Linked DNA regions of Homo sapiens: region 2 is linked to region 1. A link is a loop called in an ENCODE intact Hi-C map of the cell type or tissue named here. Cell type or tissue: Calu3. All regions are shown on one strand. Each heading gives the region's core, and the rest is flanking DNA. Links, peaks and the distances in the headings are about the cores only. Region 1 overlaps TRMT6 (tRNA methyltransferase 6 non-catalytic subunit). Region 2 overlaps GPCPD1 (glycerophosphocholine phosphodiesterase 1).

The links. Peaks named below come from ENCODE experiments on the same cell type or tissue, not always from the same donor. Only the 100,000 strongest peaks of a DNase experiment are listed, where the experiment ranks them.
Region 2: it touches region 1 in a loop (3-fold over the local background); 25 of 110 quality-filtered maps call a loop at or near these places.

The regions. Positions count from the first base shown.
Region 1 is chr20:5,926,897-5,943,155 of GRCh38, forward strand. It overlaps TRMT6 (tRNA methyltransferase 6 non-catalytic subunit), which reads right to left. Exons shown (of 11, transcript NM_015939.5): 7 at 15,532-15,890; 8 at 15,055-15,140; 9 at 14,347-14,449; 10 at 14,157-14,243; 11 at 10,332-11,830. The coding sequence ends at 11,639. It also overlaps the pseudogene KANK1P1. Among named protein-coding and RNA genes, the nearest start is that of TRMT6, 16 kb to the right of the region's middle. RefSeq lists silencers at 7,052-7,101, 13,037-13,225. In Calu3, for the core only: no CTCF peak of the experiment used is centred there; no DNase peak of the experiment used is centred there.
Region 2 is chr20:5,561,549-5,577,807 of GRCh38, forward strand. It overlaps GPCPD1 (glycerophosphocholine phosphodiesterase 1), which reads right to left. Exons shown (of 20, transcript NM_019593.5): 9 at 14,268-14,430; 10 at 13,865-13,997; 11 at 12,367-12,421; 12 at 8,599-8,691; 13 at 5,935-6,012; 14 at 5,185-5,224; 15 at 3,469-3,530. Among named protein-coding and RNA genes, the nearest start is that of GPCPD1, 41 kb to the right of the region's middle. In Calu3, for the core only: no CTCF peak of the experiment used is centred there; a DNase peak (open chromatin) is centred at 7,703.

The DNA.
Region 1 (16,259 bases), core at 3,508-11,507:
AAAACATTTTAATTACATGCATAGGCCCAGGAGTCCCACACAATAGAAGACTCAGAAGGGCCAGATGATTGAAGTTTTTATAGCATCCTGAGCTACAGAAGAGAATAGGGGGCTTGGGGTTCCTGGGGGACACAGTTATGGGAAGGTAGCAGGAGGAATTGTATGATAAATAAAGGTTGTGTTGTTATGCAGATAAAATCTCTCAGGTAATCAAAGTGATCCAGCAGCCTTCTTTTTTTTTTTTTTTTAAAAGCTTAATGAAATTTTATTTTGAAAATATGGCAAAAGTCTAAGGCACTTCAAATATTTAAATACATGTAGGACCAAAGTAAATGTGACACAGTATAAAGGAATCCATAAATACAGAGAACTACACTATATTTCTCTAGAGGCAAATACATAGCCAATTCCTCTAACACAATTCAACCTTTATCATTAGATACAGAATTGTGCAATTATTAACAAAAATATGATAATGTTACATGTAGTTCTTCATGTCTTTAATTAGTATGAAATATAAAAGTTGAAAATACTGTGCCAATTTCATATACTCTTTTTTTTTAAAAAAGTCATATTTACATCTACCTAGATGAAACCAAATGAAAATATTTTCTTTTGTAAGTTTCATAGTTTTTGAGAGTTCTATCTAGCCCAGACTGAAGTTACTGATGATCAACTTTCTTACTTTAAAATAATACAAGAAAAATCAACAAAACTGTGCTGGGATGGAATTTTGGAAGAGCTTTCTAATGGTGCCACATTTGGTAAATATAAATATTTGTGGAAAAATTTTAAAACGTGATGCCAATGAGAACCTGACACTTCTCTGTGGTGGTGGTCTGGGAGTGGAGAGACGGAATAGAAGGTGCCCATTCAGGTCAGGTCAGGTCACAATTCCCTATGGCTGTACATAACAGAGCAGAGACTCAACAGCAACACAGAGTAGGTTAAAGTGCACCGTACGCAGACAGAAGATGGCCAGAAAGGAGGCATGTGTGCCCAGGCTGGCAGTCTCTGCACTGTGAAAGCTTCAGTCTTTAGCCCTGGGCTTTATGCTTCTGTTTGCTGGTGAGCTCAGGCACAATGCATATACATTCAGTGTCTGTCATTCCAACAGGCACAGTTGGCAGCTTAATGGTGGCATTAAAATGGAGGGCTATTTGCATACAATCAATCAAATGAAACTCTGTGGCTTCATTCCAAGCCTAGGGGTGCCCGGAGACTGAGCTTTTGCAAAGCTGATGTGGGCATACAGAAGAACAGTGATGCCCTTGTGCCCCACTTCCAGGGCGATCGAGAGCATGGTGCTGCCATCATTGTCCTGCAGGTGGACGTTGCAGCCCAGCTGGGCCAGCAGCAGCTTGATGATCTCCATGTGCCCGTGCTTGCTGGCACAATGAGGACCATGGAGCCCTTGTCGTCCTGGAGGTTGACCTGAGCCCCACAGGCCGGCAGACCATACACCATGCCGATCTGCACAGTAACTGACTGCAGCATGAGGGCCATCTGCCCCAGCTGACTGGCTTTGAGGCTCACCTTTCAGCCAGAGTTCTTCCCCAACCTGCATGTCCTCTGCTTCCGCAGCTGCGAGGGCCGCCAGCATGATGAAGGTATAGCCCCTTGTTCTGGTGATCCACGTTACACATGTGGGTGTCCAACAGCAGCTTCACAATCTCAAAATTGGAGTGGGACATGCTGTAATGGAGGGCTGTGTTGCTGTTGCCATCTGCCAAGTTGATGACCTAGTAGAGGGCATCCAGGGAGGTAGCCTCAAAAGCAGCTCTGTAGTCTCCCAGGGTGGCTGCAATGGCTAACTTCTGACTGGACACGCAGAACCCCTTGTGCTGGAGGGTGTTCAGACAGAACCTCATATCTTTGCTGGTCACAGCTTTGGGGTCATTTATATTATTTTTCAGTAAGTTGCAAGCAGACAACATTTTTTCACTTAATTTATACCTCCCTCTGATTTTCACCTTCTCAGGTTCACGTTCTTGAAACTGCATTTCATCTTCCACCCTGGCCAACTTGAAACCTTCAATGTTAATGGCATGGTGCCCTTTGGCCATTCCCCAAGTGTCTTCATCCTCGTCTTCTTCAAGAGGATACTACTCAATGACACTCAATGACATCACACTCGTCATCTGACTCAGAAGAAGAGCTTTCATCTGTGTGAAAATCATCACTTGAAGTTGTTGCATAACCTCCATTAATGCCAACAAACTGAAGATTCTTTTTCATGCCATTTGAATCTTTGTTACCATCTTTCTTCTTCATAATGGGCTCCAGTGTACTTTCATTGTTTGTGCATATGGAGGCCAGCGGCCATCTGGTTGTCTGTCAGGTTCACTAGAGACCATGTCCTTTCCTGAGCGGGGAAGGCATCCTGGCTGCTGACCAGCTTTCCTTCTGAGATCCCTACCTCTGAGCAGCCTTCTTCCTGATACAGATACTTTACTAATGTAGATTTCCTTTCTAGATGTACATTTCCTTGTAAAAAGGACAGCTTTTTAGAGCCATTCCTGTGTCTGTAGTTTCTCTGAATAATCAGCTCGAAATATGCCAAAGAGGTATATTTTTGGGTGGCACATTGTGGTCTCCTCCAGTCATATTTTGGGATGGTGTGGGCCGAGCCCCAGCAGAGGCAAAAATAAGACTTAAAATCACGTAGGACTTTTATCCATCAAGGAAGACCTGGTTCTCCTCCTCTTGGCTAAGTCAAGAATTGCCTGTGCTACTTAACCAGATTCTTTTTAGATGAACTCTCTGTGACATACTTTTCCAGGAGCATTGCTGCTTTGTCATATGGGGAGCCCATCAGTGCTATAAATCTGATGGCAAATTTTTCTAAACCTGGACACACACTTCTAGAAGGTTTCTTGCTATCTCTCTGCCTGCATTTTTTTTTTTTTCTGGCCATGGGATTGTGACTGCCTGTTTGTAAAGGGCAGTGATGGGGGTGTGAGGAGGGGAAGGCTGCTGGAGGAGGTAGCTCTTATAGTGGACAAGGGGGGTTGGTAAATACATACCATACTAGTTTTCTGGGGCTGCCATAACAAATCACCACAAAACGGATGGCTTAAAACAAGAGAAATTTATTCTCTTACAGTTTTGGAGGCCAGAAGTCCAAAATCAAGGTGCTGGCAAGGCCATGCTCCCTTCAAAGCCTGTAGAGGAGGATCATTCCTTGCTTCTTCCTGGTTTCTTGCTTCATCCTTGCTTCTTCATTCCTTGCTTCTTCCAGGCCTTCCTTGGCTTGTGGCAGCAGAGCTCCCACTGCCACCTCTGTCTGCACATGGGCACTCTCTCCCTGTGAGTCTGTCTGTTAACATGGTGTTCTTCATCAGGACACCAGTCATATTGAATTAAGGACCCATCCTACTCCAGTATGACCTCATCTTAACTAATTACATCTGCAACCACCCTATTTTCAAGTCAGGTCACATTTACATGTATTAGGGGTTGGGACTTCAACATGTTTTTTTTCTGGGGACACAATTCAACCCATAATAAAGCAGGCCAGCACCCACCCCCCTCAGGTGGAGAGACACTGAGGCACATATTCTGCACTGCCTCCCAGACTTCCTCTGTGGATCATGCCCCAGGTGCCACAGCAGTGACCTGCCCAATAATGCAGCCTTTATTGGCTGCCTTTACCTTTTCCACTGCCCACTGGTGACCCTGCTGGTGTTTCCTGGGATCATCTCTCATATAAACTGCTTGTTTTCAAATACTTGTCTCAGGGTTTGCTCCTGGGGGACCCTGACCTAAGAAACTATCCAAAGTCAAGGCTTATATTATGCCAAATAGTATACCTGCACTTGCAACCCCTTGTCTTAATATATCCTGATACAAGATACTGGGAAATGCTCAGCATGTACTCACATGCACAGAGTACAATGTCTCTTCCTTTTTTCCTATCACAGCCCAGCAGAAAACAAAATCCTTTCCTAAAGAGAGATTCAGGGGCCCAAGGTGAAAAATGATTTACTGTCTATAGGAGAGAAAATAAAACCCAGCAATACACCAAATGCCAGCCTGGCAAATCTCACACACACACACACACACTCACACACTGGGCACTGCTCACGAGGAAAGCTGCTGGAAGCTAGAGTGCAATGCATATGGCACCCCCCAGCTTCCCCCTGGCATCTGCCTTGTTGAGGTTCTGCACATTAGTACATCTTTTCATTTTAGTTTGCAAACACCCCAGGGGAGGGAAACGTGAAGGTGTAGATGGTCTATCAAAGATGAAGGAGACATCCAAGAGAATCCCACCCAATACGTGCTGCTCAGACGGTACAATTAGGATCTTGGGGATGTCACCATTTCTTCAGGAAGAAGTGAAGAACAATCTAGTCCACTGTTTTTCCCACTTTTAATCAAAATAATTTATGTCCATTGTAAAAACATTAAGTAGTCCTGAAAGGCTTATAAATGAGGATTATGGGTTGAATTTTGTCCCCAAAATGAAGAAGTCTTAACCACTGGCACCCATGAATGTGACCTTATTTGGAAATCAGGTCTCCGCAGTTAAGATGGGGTCATTAGAGTTTCTAGTATTATTGGTGTCCTTACAAGAAGACGGAAATTCAGAGACAAACACACACACAGAGGAGAATACCATGTGGAGACAGAGGCAGAGACTGGAGCTATGCCTCTTCAAGCCAAGAAATGCCTGGGTTACCAGATTTTTCTGGTACGGTCAAGGAAGGATTCTGCCCTAGAACTGTCAGAGGGAACACTGCCTCTGCCAACAATTCAGTTTCAGACTTCTGGCCTCCAGATATGCAATAGAATACTTTTCTGTTGTTTTAAGCCACTCAGCTTGTGGCACATTGTTATGGCAGCCCTAGGTATCTAATACAATGAGAAACAATGGCCTCAGTGCCCCATCCTCCAAATCTGTGTGCAGATGCAGCCACCTGTAATTTAACTTTTAGATTTATTTTCTTATTTGAATATATTGTCATGATTTATAATATCATGACAAGTTTATCGAGAAGGAGTTATAACACAGAGCTGGGACAGGAGGAAAGAAAGGGTCCTATTATTACAAAATGAAAATACACACCATGCCACTGTAAAACATAGTATAATCAGGAGGCCGGGTGGGTGGTTCACCCCTGTAATCCCAGCACTTTGGGAGGTCGAGGCAGGCAGATCACCTGAGGTCGGGAGTTGGAGATCAGCCTGGTCAACATGGTGAAACTCTACTCTACTAAAAATACAAAAAAATAGCTGGGTGTAGTGGCAGTTGCCTCTAATCCCAGCTACTCGGGAGGCTGAGGCAGGAGAATCACTTGAACCCAGGAGATGGAGGTTGCAGTGAGCTGAGATCGTGCCACTGCACTCCAGCCTAGGCAACAAGAGCGAAACTCTGTCTCAAAACAAACAAACGAACAACAAACACATAATATAATCAGGAGATTTCAGGTGCTGAAATAATTAATTAATTGCAGTAATTACAATTCTGCAGTCCAGGATCCTGACACTCACATATATGACAGGCTTCACTGAGAAAGTATCTGTTGATGAAAGACCTAAAGAAAGGGTGTGAGCCATGTGGACACCTGGGGCAAGGACATTTCAGGCAGAGGGAATAGTAGGTGCAAAGGCCCTGGGTCAGGAATGTGTTTGGCATGTTTGAAGAAGAACAAGAGGCCAGAGTGGGAGACTGTCGTAGGAGGTGAGCTTAGAGAGGCAGCAGGGGCCAGGTCACGCAGGGCTCTCTGTAGGTCCTGGTAAGGACTTTTGTTTTACAATTGGAGAGTTCTCAACGGATGACTGATAGGATTTGCTTTATGTTTATAACAACACTGGCTGCTGGGTTGAGTGATGGCTGTAGGGGAAGTGAAGGCAGAAACACAGAAACCAATAAGGAGGGCACTGTAATGACCCTGGTGGGTCATTGTGATGGCAGGGTCCAAGGTGGTGGCACTGGGAATGGGGAGAAGTGGTAGAATTCTAGATCTATTCTGGAGACAGAGCTGACACGTAGGGCTGCTGGTTTTGGTGTGGCATGAGGGAATGAGAGGAGAATACCAAGGCTTTAGGCCTGAGCATCTGGGAAAACAGATGGGGAGACTGCAGGAGGGACTGGTTTGGAAGGGTAGAGATGGGGAGCTCAGATTTGAACTTGTTAAGTTTGAGACGTGAATAGATACCCAGCAGAGGTGTTGAGCTGGGTATATGAGCCAGTGCTGGAGGAAAAGGCCTGTGTTGAAGACTGCATGTGGGAGTCATCATCATAGAGACGGTATTTAAAGCCTTAAAACTGGGTGAGATCACCTAGAGTTATATAAATGAGTGAAAGATGGCCTCTGTTTATTGGCTCATAGATTGTTTATTTCTTCATTGCAGGCTGACACTGATTACTGCAGAAGCCAAACTCAAATTTTTACACATCCAATTATTTTAAACAAATTTTATGCCAATTTTTAGCCATTCAGGGCCTTGCTGGTACATACCCGGTGAAACTATACCCAGCATCTGTTGGCCATTGATAACATAGAGCCTTGTGGTTATAAGACCTTAAGTGCGATGTTAATCCCAGCACTTTGGGAGGCCGAGGCAGGCAGATCGCTTGAGCTCAGGAGTTCAAGACCAGCCTGGGCAATGTAATGAAACCCTGTCTCTACTAAAAATACAAAAATTAGCTATATGTGGTGGCATGCGCCTGTAGTCCCAGCTACTTGGGAGGCTGAGGTGGGAGGATCACTTGAGCCTGGGAGGTGGAGGTTGCAGTGAACTGAGATCATGCCACTGCTCTCCAGCCTGGGTGACAGAGTGAGACCCTGTCTCAGAAAAATAAAGCCAAAAACAAAAACACAAACCTCAAGCCGTCCCTGTCCTTCGGAGCTCTCTGACCCAGAGACTCCCCTCTGTACTGCTGTGCAACACCACCTAGACACATAAGCCTTGTTTCTGACTCTCCCCTCCCTCGGGGGTATCCTTGCCTTTCCTCCTCTCCTTCTGAGTAGCAACACCTGTAGTGTGTGCTCTTTGCACAGACTCTTGCTCTAAGGGACATCCCCCTACCCCTATGCAAACCTGTCAGAGTGTCACCATCACCAATAAAATATGTGTGTGCTGCTGCCATCTCATGGTCATGTCTTTCTCTTTGATCAGTCCCCAAATCCTCCAAACACCCTAGGGAGTTAGTGTAGACAAGAAAAGGAAGAAGTGCAAGTGCTGAGCCCTGAGGCATGCCAATGTTTAGAAGTTTCAGAGATGAGGAAGAACCAGTAAGAGAGATACAGAAAGAAAGGCTGGAGAGGTAGGAGGGAAACCAGGAGAGAGTGGTGTTCTAGAAGCCAAGGGAGGAAAAGCCTGGCAAGGAGAGGGATGGACGGTGTCAGACACTGCTGATAGGTCCAGCGGACCGAGAAGGAGCTCTGGATGTCACACTACTGTCCATTGTTGCTTGCTGCCCACACCAAACCTGCTTCCCACTGTGGCTGCTCCAAAGGGCTGCTCTCCCGTTTCCACCAGTGCCACAATCCGTCTCATCACGCCACTGAAATCAGTGATCAGCAAAGTTTTTCACAAAGGCCCAGAGAGCGTGTATTTTAGGCTTTGAGACCATATGGGCTCTATCACAATTATTCAACTTTGCCACAGTGTGAAAGCAGCCATTGACAATACATAAACAAATTGAGAGTGGCTGCGTTCCAATAAAACTTCAGTTTGAATTTCATGTAATTTTCCCATGTCACAAATTTATTTTATTTTTTATTTTTATTTTTTTTACTTTTCCGCTTCAACCACTTAAAAATGTAAAAATCTTTCGTTACAGGCCATACAAAAAACTTGTAGTGGGCCAGATTTGCTGCCCGCTGATTTAAATTAATCATATTCTTTCTTATTTTTATCTCCTTTCTTGAATCTGTCACCATATGACTTTATTTATTTATTTATGAATGACAGAGTCTCACTCTGATGCCCAGGCTGGAGTGCAGTGGTGTGATCTCAGCTCACTGCAACCTCTGCCTCCTAGGTTCAAGTGATTCTCCTGCCTCAGCCTCCCAACTAGCTGGGATTACAGGTGCCGCCACCACACCCAGCTAATTTTTGTATTTTTAGTAGAGAAGGGGTTTCACCATGTTGGCCAGGCTGGTCTCAAACTCCTGACCTCAAGTGAGCCACCCTCCTTGGTCTCCCAAAGGGCTGGGATTACAGGTGTGAGCCACCAAGTCTGGTCTATATAATTATTTAATTTAATTTAATCTAGTTTATAGCTCCTATTTTGTGTCACTCACAGGTGACAGGAGAGCACTGAGAGGTCACTACCCACCTAAGCATTTGATTAAGGAAAAGTATTCCCAAAAGGCAAAAGAATGCCTGCTATCATTTCCCCTGGATTAATTTCTCCACTCTTTAAAGTTTGTTGGCTTAGAATTATAACACTATGTAGACCAAACATCCAACAGATTGACCTACCCCTCTTTCAAAACAAAATATCCACAGCACCTTGTTACCTGTCAAAGCAAAAATGAAATGTCAAAATCTTTCCAGTCTTGTTTTAATGATATCTCAGCTAAGAGTAAAAAAAAAAAAAAACAAAAACAAAAAAGCCCCAGGTTATTAATAGAACTGTAAAAAGGGCCTTCCAAAAGGAGTGGGTAGAGTATGATATTCATTTCCTATGCTTCAAAGATCTTGCCCTTTCTCATAAAAACTCAGATAGCTGTGGGTGCCTAGTAAAGGTTAATACGGTAGTTGAAAGGTTACTGGTTGCTTTTTAAGTAGCTATTCAGGGACTTACCTCTCTCACCATCTGACCTGTGCTACATAGTTAAGTTCAAGGAAAATTATAATCCTTTTTACAAAAATTAATACTAGCCTAGAGGCAACATCATATTTCAAGTTATTAGATACACTCTGTTCCTTTCTAGCACTGCACTTAAAGGCATTACAAAATCAGGATAAAGTGAATCCTGATCATGGATTTTTAGGACATGCGTTTTAGTATTTAGTACTGTTCTTGCAATACTTACAACCAACACTTTAAAACAACATGCAAACACTCCATTTTTTTTTCCCAAAGCTTCACTATGTATTGAGAAAAGGCTATTTTTGGCTTTTCAATATACAACCAATGCATGAATGATTGCTCAGTATTTGCTTCATACAATTTGAGTGTACCTTTAAGCTAAAAAATGCCCTGTAATGGGTGCCATGCTATATTGCCAAGTACCCTAGTCCAGTGGAGGAACAGGATGGATGTTACAGAATGATTTTTGTCTTTGACTTCTTGATTGCCATTCATTAAAGTGCTATTCTACATAACTCCTCTGGTGGCTGGATGTCCAAAAATCATAAAATTATCCGTTCATCTGCTCCAAAGGTGAATGTCCATTTTAAACACAAGACAAAAACATCCTGTATTTAGCTGTACCCATGATGTGCATGCACACAGTCGTGGTTCCCAGTGGGCGGTTCCTGGACCAACAGCACCAATATCACCTGGAAACTACTTGAAATGCAAATGCTCTGTACCACTCCAGAAGTACTGAAATCTTATTCTGTGGGGTGGAGGGCCCAGTGGCCTCTGCTTACCAAGCCCTCCAGGGGAATCTAAGTTTTCCAATGCTAAGTTTGCAAACCACAGAATTCAATCATCTGTACGCAGATTAAGTAAACTATATGAATGAGAAAAAAAAAAAATACAGATTAACTTATGCTGTTGGCATTGGTAAGATGAGTTCACAAGGTAACATGAGCATGCAGGGCCTTGGTAGCTCAGACCCCAGACCCCTTGCTCAAGAAACTCAAGAGAAAAGATTTAGGGAACGGAATGCAACTTGCAAACCAGTAACCAGGAGACCAGCCACTACTGATTCTAATCTATGCAGTTTTCTGTTCTCCTTGTCCAAACTTGATTAGCTACATGTGTGTGTGACACCAGCTTGCAACACACTCCGTGAGGTGCCAATCCAGGCATGTCCTCTACAATAGACAGACCACGTCACAATCGGCCGAAAGCCCACAGGACATCACTGACTGCATCACTGTTAGAAGAATCACAGTAGGAAACATTTTCATTTTTATTTATTTTTTGAGACAGTTTCACTCGTCGCCCAGGCTGGAGTGCAATGGCGTGATGTCGGCTCACTGCAACCTCTGCCTCCCGGGTTCAAGCGGTTCTCCTGCCTCAGCCTCCCAAGTAGCTGGGATTACAGGCGTTAGCCACCACGCATGGCTAATTTTCTAATTTTTAGTAGAGATGGGGTTTCAACATGTTTGTCAGGCTGATCTTGAACCCCTGACCTCAGGTGATCCGCCTGCCTGGGCCTCCCAAAGTGTTGGGATTACAGGCATGAGCCACTGTGCCCGGCCGACATTTTTATTCTTTAATAGCAATTAGGATAAAGGACTCAAAATTGTACTTAGTAATCACATTGGCATAGCACATGCTATTTGGAAAAAAAATTTTTTTTCTGAGATGTTCCTTGCTGTATGATACAGGCCTATTCTATGACAGGAGCAACGCAAACGATGACCATGTTCCAGTGAGCAAGACTCAATCTCTCAAATGAACAAGAGCCTTGGCTGATTCTAAACACTTTCTTTGCTACAGCACATGATCAAATGATTAGAGTTTTTCAGAGCTTAGAAAGGGTAACCATCTAATCATGACAGAGTTCTTCAGCATTAATAATCAAGAAAGGCACTTTAGGGACATTTGACAAGGAATGACACTAATACAATGAGAATTGGTCTAAGTCCTGCACAAGACTTTGATACAGTTCAAATAGACTGCACACTCTTTCTGTCCCCATGTGTACATACATATTCATACAGGTGGTACAATCTATGTCTCCACTTGCATGTGTATGTATATATCTGTGTATATATAAATATATGTGTGTATATATACCAACATCTATATACATATGTGTGTGTGTGCAAATGTGTATCCATAAGACCATAGAGGGGGAAAAGACATTTGTTTCCTTTAATTGAATAGTACACAAAAATTCTAGTCACTTTATTTAGAACAAAGAATAAGAGTATTGGCAAATTAATGCAAAAAAGTACCCTACTAAACCTTTCTATGCACAAAAAAGAGCAGTAAAATAAATACTCAGAACTTTCCCAGGTTGTCAACTATTAAAATAAAACCTCAGCATTTCAAAAAAGCTTATTCCGCTGCAGGAAAGAAGGTGGACATTTTTGGTACCATAATAAATCACACACTCACACATCCATATTGCTTAGGTTGAAGAGAACGGAATGAACAGAGGAAATTTCTTCCATGAATTGCCCTCCTTTCGGTACCCGCCATGTTTTAGTTACGTTGTATTATTCCACTTAGCTTAAAATATAAAGTCTTGTAGAAACACATTTTTAGGATGTTGAAGTTCTCAAGATATTTGCACAGAATATTTAGAAGTACTTAGAGGAGTTTTGTTAAATGCAGTTGGTCATACTACATACCCCATGGTTGCAGTTTTGACAGACCAAATGCATCTGTGTCAGAAATAGACAAAAGGCATATACTCCTCCTTCCTAGAAACGGGTACATAGACATGTTCTTATTCTTGGGATATGAAAAAACAAGTAGTAATGGCATTTAAAGTTTAATTACTAACTGTATAATGCCTGAGAACAAAATTCAGAGCAATTCTCAAAAGGGTTAAGAGTCAGACTCTGGGCATTTTCGTTTTTTAGCTGCAGGCTCCTCAGTCTCGTGTGATTCTAAAGTGCTTGCATTAGATTTGAGGCTGGTGTCTGCTTTAAGGTTGTCCATGGCAACGGTGAAGCCGGAGAGAAGATAACCCCCACCTCCACTCATCAGCAGTTTAGGATGACTTCGATCTGGCAAAACCTAATCAAGACAGAAAAGACATTCATGCTTTCCTAAGACAATAAAGTCCATGCTAACAACACATATACCAAAAATCAGAATTTAAACAACACAGGTTCTCTTGATGATTTAAATGGACATTTTTTTTTCTTTCTTTTCTTTTCCCTCCCTCCCTCCCTCTCTCCCTTCCTTCCTTCCTTCCCTTCCTTCCTCCCTCCCTTCCTTCCTTTCTCTCTCTCTCTTTCTTTTTAAGAGGCAGGGTCTCACTGTTCCTCAGGCTGGAGTGCAGTAGTGAGATTTTGGCTCACTGTAACCTCGAACTCCTGGCCTCAAGTGAACCTCCCACTTTGGCTTTCCAAAGTGCTGGGATTACAGATACGAGCCACGGCACCAGGCTTTAAATGGACCAACTTCTAAGGACTAATTTCTTCACATTACAATGCAAAGAAAAGTGTAGAAATTGGTTTAATTGATTTTCTTTTGAAAAATAAAACTGGCCGGGAATGGTGGCTCACGCCTGTAATCCCAGCACTTTGGGATGCTGAGGCAGGTGGATCACAAGGTCAGGAGTTTGAGATCAGCCTGGCTAACATGGTGAAACCCCATCTCTACTAAAAATACAAAAATTAGCCAGGCGTGGTGGCACACAGCTGTAATGCCAGCTACTCGGGAGGCTGAGGCAGGAGAATTGCTTGAACCCGGGAGGCAGAGGTTGCAGTGAGCCAAGATCGCGCCACTGCACCCCACCTGGGCGACAGAGCGAGACTCTGTCTCAAAAATGAAAAAAAAAAAAAAAAGAGAAGAAAAAGAACTGAAGCAGTTTTCAGTTCAGCCCAGGTTTATCTAGAAACTGAAGCATGTTTCTGGCGGAGAATGGGTAATGGTCTTGGCAGTACTCTAGAACTGTGCATATAGCTTTCTTTCTCCTGGCTTCAGGAAGCTTCATGGCCAATAATGGAGCTTGGGTCTATGGAGAAGTTGCTACTGAATGTACTACACTCCAAACCTCCCTTCCCCGCTACCCTGTTAACTCTGCCAAGGCAACTTCTCTCCTCTTTCTCCTGTAACCTTAGCCAAGACAGACAACCTCCACAAAGGGCAGGGTTACCCAAGGCTCAATAGCATCCCCACTACAGTATGGTAAGACACCAAGCAATGAGACGGGGCCTACGGCAGCATGGAGGTGCTCCCCTCAGATCTCCCTTCATGAGGGAACAGCTGAGAGGCATTCAGGCAGTAGAACACCTCCAGCTGCCGCTCCTTTGGGATCCACTGCAGCATTCATACCGAGGGAGGCCATGGGTTGCTTCCAGTCAGTAACTGAGCATGGGTACCAGAGCTGGAGCATTTCTGCTTAACACAGGGCTCCTTGAATGGCGATCTTTCCACTTGGGCTCGCCATCAGCCTCATGGAGACTTTCTCCAGAGCAGCACTGCAGGCTCTTCCTACCATCCTCCTTTCTCTACCCGCTCCTTGCCCAGGCATCAACCTGCACCACCAATCTTGCTCCCTCTCCCCTTATCTTTCTAAGGCATTTCCCTCAATAAATCTCTTACACTTCAACTTCCATCTTAGCATATGTCTTCCAGAAGACCTGAACTGACACAGAGCCCACCAGTAAATCCTGAAAACTTGCTGCAAAAACATCCTGGCAGAGAGGAAAGGGCCAGTTTCTCATCCACCTGGGAATTTTGCTATTGTCAATTACATCATCCACAGTGATACTGAGGCCTTGGGGAAATAAGAACCATAATGGTTTGCATTTTAAATGCCTTTAGGGCAGAGTTACAGAGTAATATATTCTGACATAACAAGAGAAAAAAAGGGTCACAAAAAGTCAGGGGCATATTCTCTGAGTAACAGCCATGAGAAATCTCCATCCCTGTAGAAAGAAACAGAGACATCTCTATTTTTATTTTGTTTTGTTTTTGAGAGAGGGTCTTACTCTGTCACCCAGGCTGGAGTGCAGTGGTGGGATCTCGGCTCACTGCAGCCTCGACCTCCAGGGTTCAAGCAATCTTTCCACCTCAGCTCCTGAGTAGCTGGGACTACAGGCACCTGCCACCATGCTCGACTGATTTTTATATTTTTTGTAGATACAGGGTCATGCCCAGCCAATTTATGTATTTTTTTTTGTAGAGACAGGGTTTCACCATGTTGCCCAAGCTGGTCTTGAACTCCTGGGCTCAAGCGATCTGCCTGCCTTGGCCTCCCAAAGTGCTGGGATTACAGGCATAAGCCACTGTGCCTGGCTGAGATAACTCTATTTAATGACTTCTAGTACTACTGCAAGGAAAGTCAAGTCTCGGGAGGGCAGCTCTTGGGACTGGCTGTAAGAACACGTACCTGATAATTTCTGAGCCAGGTTTCAGACAGCCTGAGGTTGATGACCCCTCCCCTCTCCCGCAGTTTTGTGTAGCATTCCAACAGAGGCTGCAGACAACAACAGAATTCTGTTAAGAACTACTTCCTGGGATGCAGTTTAAGAATCAACATTCAGACATAAGAATTCCTGCCCATTCCATTCCAGTATTACCTCTTTGTACTGACAGTAGACCACAAACGGCCTTGAAGGGGCCACAAAGTCCAGCAAAGACAGCAGCAGGGGAGTGGGGTGGAAACGACTAGCTACAATTAAACTGTAAGGAAAATGCCAGACAAATTATTTCTCTACACCCTCAAAGTGGAGCACAGGTTTTAAAATGCATTTAAAATGATCATGTATTTAATTTGCATGACTCACAAAGAGAAGAGATTTAAATATAACATTCTAGAAATCCAAAACAGAATACAATCATGAGCTATTTCTTTCTAGGAAACGCGAACTAGGTTAGAAGCTCTTGTGGTACTTGGCAACTCTAAGTCGCATTTAATGACATTCTTGATTTTTTAAAAAAAATCACCTGGAAACAAATCCAACACTGCATAAGCTGCTTTGTGGATATCTGTTATAGCCTGTATCGCAGCATTTGAGTGCCCCATCCCCTGCATCCAGTGGGACCACAGGGCCCATCTTGATGCAGTGATGGAGAAGATTCAATTTCTTCTGAAACCCTGAAACCAGCATCATCAATTCCCCACCCCTGCCAGCCTCAGCCTCCTTTCTTTAAAAAAACCCCCAAGACAAAATCCTCATCTCGGGTCCCACTAGAGTCAAAGCAGACAAGGAGAAAGAGAATGCCAATCTGTCTGAAGCAGAGCCCACATGCACTGAGGAGTCTCCTGCCTTCTTCCATCAACGCACCCATCTGCGTTTCTTTCACTCAGCAGAGCGGCAGCCTCTAAATGTCTTTTCCTCTGCTCTTCTTGTCTCCTCTGTTTTTCCTGAATCTTCAAAAAGAAAAATAAGAAATCAATGTACTGGGGTCTTTCAGTCAAATTTATGGAAATGCTCTGGCCTGTCAAAACATTTCAACAATATTTATCAACTTGGACTAAACCAATAGAAGCAGGTTGTTTATAAGGAAGTTGCAAATACACAAGAAAGCCTATATACTATAAAAACCATGATTAAGCTATCTATGCAACGCTTCTGTATCCTAAAGCTCCATCCCGAAGACCGAATCACACGTTTGTATACATGTACACACACTCGTTCTCTGTTTTGATAGTTATCATCTTGGGAGCTAATACACCAAAGCCAAACTAAATCTCATGACTTAACTGAAGTTAACTGAGGGACTGAGATTATGGGGGTGGTGGGGACTCTTGGCATCCTTACATAATCTTTTTTGCTTCCTCTCTCTTTAGGCCCCTTATGTTCTGGATCTTGAGAAATTGTTTCCATTGTTTCCTGGTCTTCTGGGTGGTTGCTCTCTGGGGCCTCTGCCATGCTGTCTTCATTCTCTTGTTCAGAAGCCTGTTTTTCCTCCAGTGTGCCATTACTTTCTTCAACCAAAGCACTGTCTTTTGGCTCTGAAGATAACATCTTGGCAGAAAATGTTCCATGTAGAAGACTGTCCACTTTGTTGAGAGGGAATTCATAAAGACCACTGAGAAAAGATTTGGGAAATCCAAAACATGCTGTTGCTGCCCGAACAGGTCCTCCTCCAGGGTATAGCTGAATAATGGAGCCAAAACCTGAACAGATAAAAGAAACAAACATCTGCCCGTGGAGTGACTCTAGACTACGTAAACCCTCAGTGAGTCCTCCACAGTAATGAGACTGAAGGTCTTTCTATTAGTACTTTATTCAGAGGCTGAAGGATGGTGCAGCTCCTCAGGGAGTCTGTTTGGAGTCTATGAGTATTACCAATGGAGGTAATATAATTCTAAAGCAGATAGCAGGAAGACTCAAAGAAGCTTATCCCCACTTGATACTATTGTAAAACCCTGTGTCTGCAAATTTGGATGTCACATGATTGGTGACGGACTCTGCTTCCCCTCACTCCGATCCTCAAATGGAGCAGTTACAAGTTCTTACCTTCTATGGGGTCAGAAAAAAACCAG
Region 2 (16,259 bases), core at 2,793-10,792, 370 kb before region 1:
GTAAATTTTGTTTTTGATGAGATGGATAGCAGAATAAGAAAACAAAAAAAATACAATTATTACTAAAAATAATAAGAATTTATCATTAGTAGCAATAAAATGTTTTGTGCATAATGCACAAACATATTTTGTCATACTCAAAGTGACAACCTGGTAGATGATTATGTTAAATAAGGTCAAAAGAAATTAAGCAGCAAAAGCAGGAGTCTCAGGCACTGTCTGTGATAACTGACAAACACAAAGATGGTCCTTAACCTCAAATCCTTTTCGCCATTACTAGTAAACATCCAAAGTGAACTCTAACACAATAGGCAACATCATGAATTCAAGACATTTGTCATGTATTCTACACTGCATTTGGGGATGTCAATCTACTTGCCTAAAATCTATGAAAAACCATGATGTTTAGATTGTTTTGAAGGTGATGATGCTAAACAAATCCCATAACTTCCTGAAAAGATGTATCCCCAAAATGAAAACATTATGCTACAGCTCATAAATCAAAAAAGTTATAATTTATATAAATGACAAATGCTATCAGTGTATCTAAACTAAATTATCTAGACACTTTGCCATCAGATTATTTTGGCAGTTTTAACTAGAAAATGACATTGAAAATATGAAACTTGGTTAGTAACCTCCAAAGAACGGACTTGTTCAGTCTTAAACAAACATGAAGCCCAGACATATACATAAATATGCTCAGGGCAAAATGAATTTGACAGAGATTATGTTATATTATTATTATTTTTGAGGCATAGTCTCACTCTGTCACCCAGGCTGGAGCACAGTGGCACAATCTCAGTTCACTGCAACCTCCACCTCTGGGGTTCAAGCAATTCTCCTGCCTCAGCCTCCCAAGTAGCTGGGATTACAGGTGCCTGCCACCACGCCTGGCTAATTTTTTGTATTTTAGTAGTGATGGGTTTCACCATGTTGACTAGGCCAGTCTGAAACTCCTGACCTCAGGTGATCCACCTGCCTTGGCCTCCAGAAGTGCTGGGATTACAGGCGTGAGCCACTGTGCCCGGCAGATTATTTTAGATACTTCAAAATTTTAGGTATCAAAGAACATGTATAGCACATATGGTATTTAATTTTTAACAGCAAATAAATGCATACAAACAGAATAATATAGTGGTAAGAACACAGCCCAGGAGTCTGGTGACCTGGCATCTAGCTCTGGGCCTACTCTTAACCAGCTGCATGTAAAGTACAGCATCTAAAACAGTTTGTATTCAATTTTGTGTGGGACTTTTTTAATTTTCTCCTATATCTAAAGACTTATTTAACGTATCTGTCATATTTTTGCTGGACTAATGCAAAATGAGAAAGACTAGGACAATATATTAGTGTTGAGATTGCTAAAAGGCAAATTTGCCAGAAAAGTGTCTATATAATGAGATTATATTTGGTATTATTTTGGCGTTAAAATTTCTTTTTTTTTTTTTTGAGACGGAGTCTCGCTCTGTCATCCAGGCTGGAGTGCAGTGGCGCGATCTCGGCTCACTGCAAGCTCCGCCTCCTGAGTTCACGCCATTCTGCTGCCTCAGCCTCCCGAGTAGCTGGGACTACAGGCACCCGCCACCACACCAGGCTAATTTTTTATTTTTAATAGAGACGGGGTTTCACATGTTAGCCAGGATGATCTTGATCCCCTGACCTCGTGATCCACCTGCCTCGGCCTCCCAAAGTGCTGGGATTACAGGCGTAAGCCACCACGCCTGGCCAAAATTTCTTTGTGATTGAATTATAATGGCAAAGTGAGTAAATGAGTTTGCGTGTGTGTTTTAACTTATTTGACTAAAAGGCTGTCAAACCTGTATCACAATTTAAAATTTTTTTCCTGGGAATCATGAGATTTCTAAAACACAAATGATTTTAGAAAATTGAATTAGAAGAAATGATCTTACTTAGATGGGCTTCATAAGTACCTTAAAAGTTATACAAATTACATTTTACTTATTTATTTATTTTTGAGACAGGATCTCTCTCTGTTGCCCAGGCTGGAGTGCAGTGGCACAATCACAGCTCACTGCAGCCTCAACCTCCTGAGCTTAAACTGTCTGCCTGCCCTGGCCTCCCAAAGTGCTGGGATTACAGGAATGAGCCACCATGTCCCGCCAAAAATGATGTTTTAAATGCACTAGGATAATGTTCATTGCAGGGGCTCTCTTTTAGCATCCTTTTTGCAGAATGAATAATCAATACTTAATTTACCTTTAACCACTGAGATTTTAATGATTTAGATTGTTTTATGAACCCCTCAAGAAATACATACCTAAATATTTTAACAAAATCTTCATTATGGTCACTTCTCTCCTTTCTAAATCACACACACATTTCCATGCACGTGTTAGCAAGTAGCTAATACAGTAGATAAAACCCATTAAGCTAATAAGCTCCACTCCCCAAATAAGAATTTCCACATAATAGTAAACTAAAACTACCTATTTTTGCCTAAGAAATCTACTATACCTGACACGAGCAGAAAAAGACAACGAGAAAGACCAGAATTTAGAAACTGGAGTCGGTGGAACAAAAGCAGAGCCAGCATCTCCTTGGCATCTGTGTGGGCTTTCCTGATGCTGTCAAGGGTGTTCCCGTATTAAATTGTATCTAGTTTTTAAGTCTTCATGCTAGTTTTTGTGTGAAGATCTATTTTTTCAGAGTGAATTTCTGAAATTTCAATATCATCTTAAGTAAGAGGGGCACTTATTTTCTTTGGTTGAAGAAACTCGCTTCCCTCTCAAAACTAAGGAACAGTTTAAAATATTGTTAAAAAAAAAAAACCAAAAACTGCCTCTCCCACCATCACCTTTCTCTAACTCCTATACCTGTGCCCTCTCCTTCCCATTTATAAACAGAAATATATGGATTTGCTACTCTTACCAAATTACCATACTGAGATGGGAATTTTTATTTATTTGAATAGAAGTTACTCTTGGGGAAAGAAAAAAAGTAGCACAAGTATACTACACAAGAATGAATCTTATTGGCTGGGTGTGTTGGCTCATGCCTGTATTCTCAACCCTTGGGGAGGCTGAGGCTGGGGGACAGCGTAAGTCCAGAGGTTTGAATTCCCTTGAGACCAGCCTGCGCAACAAGGTGAGACCATCTCTACAAAAAAATAAAAAAATTAGCCAGGCATGGTGGTGCACAACTGCAGTTCCAGCTATTTGAGAGACTGAGTGAGGTGGGAGGATCGCTTGAGCCAAGGAAGTTGAGGCTGCAGTGAGCCCTGATCACGCCACTGCACTCAGCCTAGATGTCAAAGTGGGATTGTCACTCACACACACACACACAAACACACAAAGTATCTTCTCTAAAAGGCACCAATGATGATAAATTCATATTAACATTGTCTTTAACACAGCCTTTTTAGGATCCTTTTAAGAAACAAAAGTAAATTATTCATACATGACAAAGTTAATGATAGCCTTGCCTTGGTTTTCCTCAATAACTTACCATCTTAAGAGAAGGAAATGGCTGATTTTCTGAAAAGGAATTTTCCTCCTGAACCACAGATTCTGAAATTTTAAAACACAAAATCTCAGTAAATAAAATGCCACTATATCACTAAGAGCTTTCTTAAATCCTTAGTGCCAAAAAAAACAGGGAAAGAGAGAGAGAGTGTGTGTGTGAGCAAGCGCGAGAGCATAAGTAACTCTGAGATCCCTTTTTTTTTTTTTAATAGAGGTAGGGTCTCACTCTGTCATCTAGGCTGGAACACAGTGGAATGATCATTGCTCAATGTAGCCTCAAACTCAAGCAGGCTCAAGCATTGATCCTCCAGCCTCAGACTCCCGAGTAGCTATGCCCATAGACATGCACTACCACATCCAGCTCATTTTAAAAATTTTTTTGTAGAAATGAGGTCTAGTTGCTCAGGCTGATCTTGAACTCCTGGCCTCAAGCAATTCTCCCAACTTGGCTTCCAAAACTGCTGGGATTACAGGAGTGAGCCACCGTGTCCAGCCCCTATATATAGTATTTTTTAAAGGCTCTTGTATGTATTAAACATCAAAAACCCATTTTCTAAATAAGCATCATGAAAACCAGTTTGCAACGATTAATAGACACCAGTCTGTAGACCCAAGAGTGATTATTTTCTTATAAAATTTGTACTAAAGTACTACTCTTTAAAAAGTAGTCACAAGCTGTGATTTTGCTATTTCTCCAGAGAATTAAGAGTTGTGTGATTTTGCTAAGACTACTATTTGAAATACTAAAATCAGCTCAGAAATTACAAATTAAGAGAATATACAGCAACTATTGTGCTTTTGTTATTATCAATTAATCAATATAGACTAAAAAAAAGAATTATTTTCCAAAAGTGGAAAAAATTAAAATATCAAGTTTTTCTTAAAAACACACATACAAAACCTGTATTACAAATTCAAAGACAAAATCATGTATAATTTTCCAGCAGAATAAACTAAAGGTAAAATTCATTTTATTACTAAGACTCATAAAATATCTATAAGCCTATATAGTTACGTTTATGCTCTGGGTGGGGATAATCTTTGGTCTTAAGCACTTCACAATCTTTATAAAGATATTAAAACTGTATGGTTATCACAATTACAGATAAACACCTATATCTATAGTACACCTACTATATGTACAGCACCATCAGTCTCTGGGAATATAAAAACATTTTCCTACCCCTGAGGGGCTAACACTCTAGTTGAAAAGACAGGACATATATGAAAATAAAGGATTTAAAATGAATACAATAAGCCTCATATGAATGGCACAGCCATTAATTTCTATGGGAGTAGAAAAGTGAAGTGAAATTATAAAGGGATGTGGTAGGCAGGACAAAGCTTGCCCACGGTCATAACAGGTAAATGAAGAGCTGGTTCAAATTGACCCTGTAGCCGGATTCTATAGTTGATTTACTTTCTACTTTGTAATGGTTAAGAATGTTTGGAAAGATTGATAAGTATTAACACTTTGATCATCAAGCTAAGAAAAGCAATGCAATGGTTACTATACACATGATATATATTTAGTAGAAAACAAATGCAAATTCATTTCCGAACTATAAAATTACATTTAGAAGGCCCAGTATTATACTCATAAAAATGACCAAGTATCAAGTATGTGCTAAAATCGATTTTAAAAATCCTATTAATGCTAACTACAAAAGGAAAACAGTGTTTCCATATTGGTACATACCTTTCCGATCCTTAGATTTCAGTGCAGTCACATGAGTGAGCTAGAAAGCACACAAACAAAATGAAATCAGAAAGGAAGCCTTAGCTTATGAAGAGATGGTTAACAGAAAATATCCTGAAAAACTAGCAAGATAAAAAAGCCTATAAAACGTAGAACTATCAGTTTAATAAGAATAAGCACTAGCCACTATATATATTTTATATGTGCATACACATTTAAGATAATGATCAAATACTCAATTAGGGAAGAATATAAAAATTCTTCACTAGATAACTGTTAATAGGGAATCATGCATTTATTTAGGTTCCTAATAGGGACAGGAAGAGGTACCATGTAAAATTACATGATACAAAATATTCAAAGGTATTGGAAATTAACATATATTTACCAACTATTGCATAAAAGGCCTATTGTAAAATAATGACCATTATATGAAGAAGGGCTACTGCAGAACAGAAGCAACCTAAAGATTATGAATGAGAAGGGCTAGCCACTATGGCCTACAAAAACTTATGGTCTAGTTCGTTCCTTCATAAATACAAAAACCAGTGGGGTCCATGGAAATGGTTGGAGAAGACAGCTGGATCGATACAGAACCCTTCTCCCAAACAGAACAGAATACCAAAGCACATAGTCTACACATTAAATTTAACAGTCATCCCCATGTGCAAAGAGAACATAACCATATACAAGCAAGTACAATAGTCCTAAAGCTAAGGGATAATTTACATTTCATGTTATTATTACTACCTTTAACAACTGGAGTTGGTCAAATGTTAATTCTTTTACTGGAATTTCAAATAATTCAACTGGATCAGCATCAAATTTCTAAAAAAAAAAAAAAAAGAAAGAAAGAAAAAGAAAGAATAAAGAAAATTAAGAGAAAAGTAAGCCCTAAATTATTACTGAATGCTTACACTAGACAGGCCTAGCAACTCTATTTACTCAACAATGAGAATAACTGTTAGTAGCCATACTGAGCCCATGCAGGACAGCCCTTCTAACCTAACACCACCTCCCAGCCCTTATATTCTGGCTTTCATTTTTATTGCAGTGTAGAATACCTGGAAGGAAAATGCAGCTGGCAGAAAGCTGTAGCGCTGAAGACAGCTGAGGATAGAACCAGAAGTCAGTCATCTCCCCTACTTCCTGTTATGCTGTCTATACATTTTCTTTGATACTTATCCATACTACGTGACTAGAAATCAATATGAAAGTACTATATAAAATTTATTTCTGTAAGTTTCTAATCTTTTCGAAGACTTTTAAACATCTGATTAAAAACAGCAGACACACCAAATGTCATGAAAAAATTGTCTGATTAGCTATAAACCATAATACTTAAGCACTCTGAGCTACCATGTTTCCCCCACAAGCAAATCTGTTGTATTAGGTTTTAATGTCTATCAAATGATCAATGTCACTCTGTTGAAGGCACTTCTACAGGAAATGAATTAAGGTATCACCAATAAATCATCTGTCCAACAAATATACTTAGTATATATATATATATACTTAGTATATATATATACTAAAATCCATCACATATATATTCATTCATATGCATTGGTATGAACCTGTACATGCATAAAGTTTTTCTGGAATACACAAGAAACTATTAAAAGTAAGACAGTAAGAACAAGGAAAAACAGGAAAGATTTATTTCTCATTTCATAATCTTCTGAAATACTTTTTTTTTTTCTAATGAAGATGAATTGTTTTTATAAGAAAAACACCAGCTTAAAAATCAAAATTCAGTATAAAAGTTCATTGCTTTCATTTCTCAATTAACTCATTCAGGTTCAACTTCAGATCAAGATATAGCCTGGTGAAAATGGGGCATTAGTAATATTTGAACTCTCATTGATTTTCAGAAGTAAACTGTAGCTTGGCCGGGTGCAGTGGCTCACATCTGTAATCCCAGCACTTTGGGAGGCTGAGATGGGCGGATCACCTGAGGTCAAGAGTTTGAGACCAGCCTGGCCAACATGGTGAAGCCCCGTCTCTACTAAAAAATACAAAAATTAGTTGGGCTTGGTCCAGCTACTTAGGAGTCTGCAGTCCTAGCTACTTAGGAGGCTGAGGCAGGAGAATCGCTTGAACCCAGGAGGTGGAGGTTGAGCCAAGATCACATCACTGCACTCCAGCCTAGGCAACAGAGCGAGACTCGGTCTCAAATAAATAAATAAATAAATTGCAGCTAGATCAATTAATCTCAATCTTGGCTAATAAGATCATTTATCACTTCACTCTTTCTCATTTATCTTTTCATTAATGTTCTTCCATGACTAAAACAACCTGTTCCATGTGTTTGGTCACTCTACTCATGTAATCTGAATAGATGCACCTCCTTCCTTTCCTCCCTTCCTCCCCTCCCCTCCCCTTCCTTCCTTTCTTCCTTCTTTCTCCTAATACCATTTCGCAGAAACAAAAGGGTCCTTTCCTATACATAATATATACATCATAATAATCCAACCCCTAGGAACTCTGATTAAAATTCACCAGCAGGTGGTGCCAGGGTCTTTGTCACACTCTTTAATACAACAGACAGTATCTGGTACAGTGATGCTAGCCAACTAGACTAACTTTAAATCAACTCAGTTGGAAATTAATACCCAACACAGTTTTAGAGTCTAAGTCCCCGAGAAATCACTTGGTTACATAGTATACTGACGTTTAGGGACTATATCATTATCATGATTATGTTTGTACAAAAACAATTACAGTTTTTTTACAGCTATGTAAGTTTTTAAATCTCATTCTGGATCCCCCCCCGCCATTATGCCCTCTTCTCCATTCTTCTGGTCCCCTACTCCAATTCAGGCTTACCTTTCCTGTAGCCCACATTGCTGCTCGCCCTGCCTGCAGTCTCTGTCCTCTGAAATTCCTATTTCATCAGCTACCAAAACATTAGTCTTGAACATTTCCCTTTTCAGCTAAAAAGTATTTCCTACCCCCCTAGTTCTTGAGTCTAAACCTCTTCACTGAGGCCCTCCACCATCTAACTCCAAACCTCTTTTTGAATTTTTCACTGTGGCTCACTAGCCTTATTAATTGAAGAAGCTTGAAGCAGAAACAGCTGGAATCCTAGAAAACAAACACTATGATATCTTCCTCTCTTGCCTCAATATAGTAGCATAGACAGACCGCTACAGAAACCACCTGGAATGTCCCTTTTTTGTAACATAATAAAGTATTTTCAGCAATAGAGACCCTACTCTAGGAAGGCAGTATTCCCAACTCATCACTGTCTCAATGTTGCAAGAGCATGAGAGGGAAGGACTGGCAGTAATTCACCAAGAAAATGAATTAACCAATTCTATTTAATAAGTAATTAAAAATATAAAAAAACTTCCTAGTTTTTAAACCTTTTACTTAACATTAAGAGTTTGAAATGAAGAAATTTCAACGTACCTTTTTCATAGTCAAACAACAGGTAAGATCATGATATACCACGGGCACAAAGTCCTTTGAAAGGTGTACGTCAAATTCTACAAAGGCTGCACCCTGACAGAAGGAAGCAAGTATTTGAAAAACATTGCCTGGTACACAGTACCTCTCAAACTGCAAGAACGTAAGAAATTTTTGTTCACTATAAAATTACAGACCTGTACAAACTTTTTCTAAAAAGTAATGTATTCTCTTAAAACAATGGGTTTTCTCTTTTGCAAAAGCACAGCTACTTTTTCCTGGCAAAAAAAAAAAAAAAAAAAAACGGACACAGATTCACTTCAAAACACTCAGAGGCACCGCAGTGGCAGTGAGACAGCCTTCGGGGCTGTTACTTCTGCAACTGCTATTGGCAGAAAAGGAACCCAACAAAAGCCCCAAGCTCAGGGATCCCACACATTGCTGCCCACTGCCCCTGCAAACCTTAGCTGCACAGCTAACATGAAAGATTCAGTGAGGGAAGGAATAAGCTGCAAAGTGCCTTAGCTCGGCTCCTTAGGGCACCTGAGCAGTCCACTGTACAGCCTTTCTCAGCAAAATGTCAGTACGGAATGAAAGAGGAAGCCATAACTGCTGATGAACAGACAGAGACAACAGAAACAGGAAAAAGATGATGCTCATGTCCGGTTTCCTAATGAAAGCCAAACAAATGAGGAAGACATGAATTATAGTTAAAGCCAAATTTCTAAAAAGCAGATCCACACAGAAGGAGCAGGACTGAAATTAATTTAAAGAAAAAAAGAAAGAAAGAAAGAAAAAGGCAGATCCACTCACCCCTATGAATTAATTCAGTTAAAGTCTGTATGTCATAAACTGACATACAAATATGTACCTTTTCTGAAAGGCCAGCTGCGATAGAAGGAAGCAAGGTTTGAAAATTCTGTAACACTACTTTACTGAAAAGATGGGTGCATTTCTACCCCTTACACTGGCTCTAAATTGTCAAGGGGTAGAACTCAACTTGGGAATACACATGGATCACAGACTAGAGTCAAAGGAGTTCAAGAGTCTGGCGAGGAAGCCTACTTCCTTGCAGACTTCCGAAGCGGGAAACTTAGCACCTCTTATTTTAAACAAGACAATACCAAAACCCTTTCTACCAAAGAGGACAAACCCTACCATTCCCAAGTAGTTCTAACTATTAAACATTTTAAGTTGTAGCTTTCTAATTTTTTTGGTTTTAGACAACCATAATCCTTATAGAAAATAATTTTAGTAGAAGACAAAACTTAATCCCAAAATTCATCATGAGGTTTAAGTAATAAGCCAATAACAGACCGAAACATCTTCATAGATATGTATTTAACATTAAAATAAGCCAATAATAATTAAAATAACACATCTGAAAATGTGATCCCTGTGAGTTATAAAGGATTTCATTAGAATATGGAAGAAAAAGGCTTAATGAAATCCTCTCTCAAAAAGCACATATCTAAAAATTATTGGCAGGGTGCAGTGGCTCACGCCTATAATGCCAGCACTTTGGGAGGCTGAGGCAGTCAGATCACCTGAGGTAAGAAGTTCAAGACCAGCCTGGCCAACATGGCGAAACCCCATCTCTACTAAAATTACAAAAATTAGCTGGGCATGGTGGCAAACGCCTGTAATCTCAGCTACTCGGGAGGCTGAAACTGGAGAATCGCTTGAACCTAGGAGGTGGAGGTTGCAGTGAACCAAGATCATGCCACTGCACTCCAGCCTGAGTGACAGAACAAAACTCCATCTCAAAAAAAAAAAAAATTTAACAGGGTCATCACACCGGCATGATGGTTCATGCCTGTAATCTTAGCACTTAGGGAGGCCAAGTGAGGGGATCGCTTGAGCCCACAAGTTCGAAACCAGTCTGAGCAACATAGTGAGATCCCGTCTCTACAAAAAATACAACAATTAGCCAGGTATGATGACACATGCCTGTGGTCCCAGCTACTTGAGAGGCCAAAGCAGGAGGATCATTTGAGCCCAGGAGGTTGAGGCTATAGTGAGCTATGATCCTGCCACTGCACTCCAGCCTGGGTGACGAAGCCATCACGTTTATAGCTAATGAAATGATGTTTAGACTAGCTATGACAGTAAAACTGGTTCCAAATTAATTATAAACTATAGCCTAATAATATTAATAAATATCATATTTTCAACAGAAAGATAAAACAATCTACTAACATTTTAAACATTAAAATTATGATCAATTCAAGATGTCATGAATTTTAAAATGCATTATTTTATATACCACTAAGAGGGGGAAATAAGCTGTCAATTAAATTATGACTCAAAGCTAAGTTGTAAACCCATTCCAATTTCCAAGAGGCTAAAATATTTTAAAAGTACACCTTAGAATAGATGTTAGTTCATATAAGTAATAAAGCTAAACACTGACTAACCAAGTTTACTTCCCGAACTATTTTTTACAAGGCAAAGTTGAGGGCATATGGAGTACACTGTGGAAAAAGTGGAAATTAAAAAATGAGATGTTCCTCCATTTTCCCCCTAGTTTCACTTTGGAATGTGAGGCGGTCCAGACAAGTACAGAGGAATAGGGGAGAAAAATCTCAGGTTATTGATTAAAAATGTCCAAGTTGCAGTTGCTGAAAATACTAACAGCTAAAAAACAGACTCTAACTGGATTAAAAAAAAAAATAAGGAGTTAAGGAAGACAAGTTGGTATGCAAGGGTGGAAACTGATACTTTTTTATTTATTTATTTTTTAAAAGAGATAGAGTCCAATTCTGTCACCCAGGCTGGAGTGCACTGGACGGATCATAGCTCATTGTAGCCTCAAACTCCTGGGCTCCAGCAAAGCTCCAGCCTCAGACTCCCAAGTAGGTGGGACTATAGGTATGAGCCACCACACTCAGCTGATACACTTCTTTCAAGTGTTACATAAAATCACCATCAAATCTTTCCTTCTTTTTTTTTTTTTGAGACTGAGTCTCACTCTGTCATCCAGGCTGGAAAACGGTGGCATGATCTCAGCTCACAGCAACCTCCACCTCCCAGATTCAAGCAATTCTTGAATTGCCTCAGTCTCCCAAGTAGCTGGGATAACAGGCGCGGGCCACCATGCCAGGTTAATTTTTTGTATTTTTAGTACAGGCTGGGTTTCACCATGTTGGCCAGGCTGGTCTTGAACTCCCAACCTCAGGTGATCTGCCCATCTCGGCCTCCCAAAGTGCTGGGATTACAGGCATCAGCCACTGTGCCCAGCCAGCATTCTTTTTTGAGATAATAAATTTTGAGTAATTGAGACAAAAGAAAGTTCCCACTAAGCATTGGTTTTCACTACCTGAATAATGTGCTTATTCAGATACTCACTTTGGAAAAAATGCCTTTAGAAAGATTTGAGCCCAGGAGTTTGAAACAAGCCTGAGCAACATAGTGAGACCCTGAATCTACAAAAGAGAAAAAAATTTAAAAATTAGCCAGGCATGGTGGCACATGCCTCTAGTCCCACTACTACGGAGGCTGAGGTGGGAGGAATGCCTGAGCCCAGGAGGTTGAGGCTGCAGTGAGCCATGTTCGCACCACTGCATTCCAGGCCCAGGTGACAGAACAAGACCCTGTCTCAAAAAAAAAGAAAAGATGCTTATGGTTCTATTGTCTTCATTCCGATCTTCACCATGGATCTGAATATAAATGCCAAGAGATATTCCCCTAACTATTAATAAAAACTGGAGGAGACTCCCTGATCCATATTTCTCTACCTCAGCAGTCTAAAGTTGTTTAAAGGTTACTTACATGACTAGCAGCATTTCTTAAAGAAGCAATAGTATTTTCTTGAACTTTAGCCAGCCTGAAAAGAAGAAATACAGTTAACATAGACTATAGAGAAGATAAAGAAACAAATGTAATAAAGAAGCAAAGTGTACTTTCAACAATGGGAAATGGTACTTATTCTGTATTCTGAGGCCAGTTTTGACATCCCCAAAATATGACTATGGCTGTGACTAGGAATTTATTCCTTAAATGCAAGCTCTGACAATGATAGATATTTACAAGCTGAATACCGACATGGCCAACACAACATGCACTTGCCTTGTACCATGGACTTTTTTCTTGGAGACATGTAAAGTGATCAATAAAAACAATCCTTTTCAATGGCAGAAGAAATAGAGACATAGAAACCTGCTCCTTGCAATACAGCCTCCAAAGGACTTAATACTGGCAGACTGTGGGGGAATGAGAAACAACTGACACACACACAGGATAGAAGTATGGAAACTCTATTCATAATAAGAACAGAAAGGGGGAAAATGTATTGTTTAAGATGGGGCCTGAGAAGTTGCGGTGGCTCACGCCTGTAACCCCAGCACTTTGGGAGGCTGAGGCAGGCAGATCACTTGAGCTCAGGAGTTCAAGACTGGCCTGGGCAACAAGGTGAGACCCGGTCTCTACAGAAAAATACCAAAAAAATAGCTGGGCATGGTACCACGTGCCTGTGGTTCCAGACACTGGGGAGACTGAGGTGGGAGAATGGCTTGAGCTCCGGAAATTAAGGCTGCAGTGAGCCAAGAATGTGCCACTGCACTCCAGCCTGAACGACAGAGACTCTGTCTCAAAAACAAACAAATAAAAAAGGTGGGGGCAGGTGAGGGTGCTTCTTCCTTAAATAGTTATTTTTTTATAGACCTTAAAATTAAAAAATCCTAATGATCTCCACAGCATCACTTTAAAATAAAATGGGGAGGGATTAAAATTTACAGTAGAAAATCTGTGGCATGAGCTATCGCACTGGTAATTAAATAAACTTACAAAAGTAGAAGGGGAAGACAACTATTCCAGGCTACAATCTAATGTCTGTTGAGAAGACAGAGCATCTTTCGTTGAGGTCCAAGTTAACTAATATTCCTTGAGTTTAGTCACACTTTTCTAGACTTGGGATAATGTTGTCCAAATCTTTGCATTTTATAGATGCGGAAACTCAGACTCAGAGAGGGCAACACGTCAAAAGTAAGGACCATGACACAGACACACACACTGATGCTCCCAAAGCTTTCTGCACCAAGCTTTCCTTCCTGCCTTTCTACTTTTAATGTCTTCCTCCTTATCAATTCAGTAGATATATTAAAAAACTGACCAGAATCTTAAGGTTGGTCTCTAACCCCAATTACCAAATTACACTAAATTCCCTTGGTAAATAATAAAAACATCATTTGACCTTTGCTGAGAAAACCAGTGTAACTCTACCGAACATAAGCTACACCAAATGCTAATCCTACTCAAATATTCAACTTACTGGGCAGTTGTTGTAGAGTTTCCTGCACCTCGATGGCCAACATCCAATGGTATTCTTGGCTTCCAATACTTGGAAAATGAAGATTTCATGTCACAACTGTATCCTGGTAATGGCTTAATAATTATATAGTCAACTTTCATAGGAAAAAAGAGGGAGGAACAAAAATAAAAATGATTAAAAGGGCCATTATGAGCTACATTATATTTAAATACCACTCAAGTCAGCTTTATCAGTTTCTGTCAAACGGAAAAAAAAACAAGATTCAAAATGTAACAGACATGCTCCTTAAATTGATACTAAAGCAAATTATTAATTTCATCTTTATCATTATCAAATACTTAATTTGAAACTAATTAAAATTCTAACTTAACCTTGGGTTATTTGGCAGTGTCTTCAACCTTACCTCTCACTTTGCCTATTGTTTTCCGGGAATTTCTGCTCATGATGGGAAGAGTAAGAATTCCAGCACTCTTTCCACTCTCAGCAATGGTGGATGATAAGAGACAAGCTGTACCCACATGTCCAGGAAGGGCATCACCCTGAACTACGTGCTCACTGAGATCTTCCTGAAAAAATGAGATTTAAAATAATCTTAATTTTTAAACTTCTACATTACATACATACATATACACACACACACACACACACAGACACACACACACATATCTCCTATATATGAAATGTGTATATATATATTTTTTTTTTCATAAAAACTTCAGTATTTTCGGCCGGGGTCAGTGGCTCACGTCTGTAATCCCAGCACTTTGGGATGCTGACGCAGGCAGATCACAAGGTCAGGAGTTTGATACTAGTCTGGCTAACATAGTGAAACCCCGTTTCTACTAAAAATACAAAAAATTAGCCGGGGATGGTGGCGCATGCCAGTAGTCCCAGCTACTCGGGAGGCTAATGCAGGAGAAACACTTGAACCCGGGAGGTGGAGGCTGTGGTAAGCTGAGATCGTACCACTGCACTCCAGCCTGGACAACAGAGCAACACTCCATCTCAAAAAAAAAAAAAAAAAAAAATTCAACATTTTCAATTTAAAGATCAAAAAGCTCACAAAGTCAACTGAGAATCTCTGGGGTAGAACTGATAAGAGATACAATCAAATTTATATTCATGTGACTTGATGGCTTCTCTATGATTAAATACATTTTCTTTGTACATTTTAAAATATATATTTTTTTGAGAGAGTCTCATTCAGTATAAGCACTGCTCGAAAATTTCTAATCACTTTTATGTTGTTGTAAGACTAAGATATATTTGTAGTGAATTTTTAACATATTCTCTAAAAATGTTTCTACACAAGTGTCACATGGGATAGGAACTCTCTAGGAAACCAAATACTATACTCACTTTGAGATTACACTGGATATTTTATCAGCCTAGTCTATGAACAAAACACTATTACAAAAAATGTTAAACAAAGTAAAGGGAAGGTAGGACATTCAAGATATAATTTATTAAAAGGTAGGTTTATTAAAAGGAAGCAACAAGAAAATGTTCAGGCCAGGAGCAGAGGCTCACACCTGCAATCTCAGCACTTTGAGGGGCCGAGGCAGGAGGATCGCTTGAGCCCAGGAGTTCAAGACCAGCCTGGGCAACAAAGACCCCATCTCAACAACAAAAAAAAAGTTGTTTTTTTTTTTGTTTTTTTTTTTTTTTCTGAGATGGAGTCTTGCTCTGTCACTCAGGCTGGAGTGCAGTGGTGTGATCTTGGCTCACTGCAACCTCCGCCTCCCAGGTTCAAGCAATTCTCCTGCCTCAGCCTCTCGAGTAGCTGGGATTACAGTCACGCGCCAACACGCCTGGCTAATTTTTGTATTCTTACTCTTGACCTCGTGATCCGCCTGCTTTGGCCTCCCAAAGTGCTGGGATTACAAGCATGAGCCACCGCGCCCGGCCAAAAACGTTTTTTTTAAATTAGCTGGGTGTGGTGGTACACACCTGTAGTCCCAGCTACTTGAGAGGCTGAGGCATGAGGATCACTTGCACCCAGGAGATTGAGGCTGCAGTGAGCCCTGATCATGTCACTATACTCCAGACTGCGCAACAGAGCAAGACCCTCTCTCCAGAAAAAAAAAAAAAAGGAAAAGAAGAAAGGAAAGAAAAAGAAAGAAAGAAGTCATCAAAATTTCATACTTTTATAATAGAGTCCCACAGATCTTACTGCTTACTGGATTAGATTTTTTTAAATCCATTCTGAATTCTGTTGTTCTCAAGAAACTGGCTGGGGGCTACTGGTGGTCAAGACATATTCCCTACCCTCCAAGATTTAAACTCTAATCTAGTATAAATGGGTGTGGAGGTGGAGCTAGAGGGTAAGGAAACCACTACATACCACTACCGAGCCAGGCCCACAGCAGTAAGGACCTTAGGGGATGTACCAAGT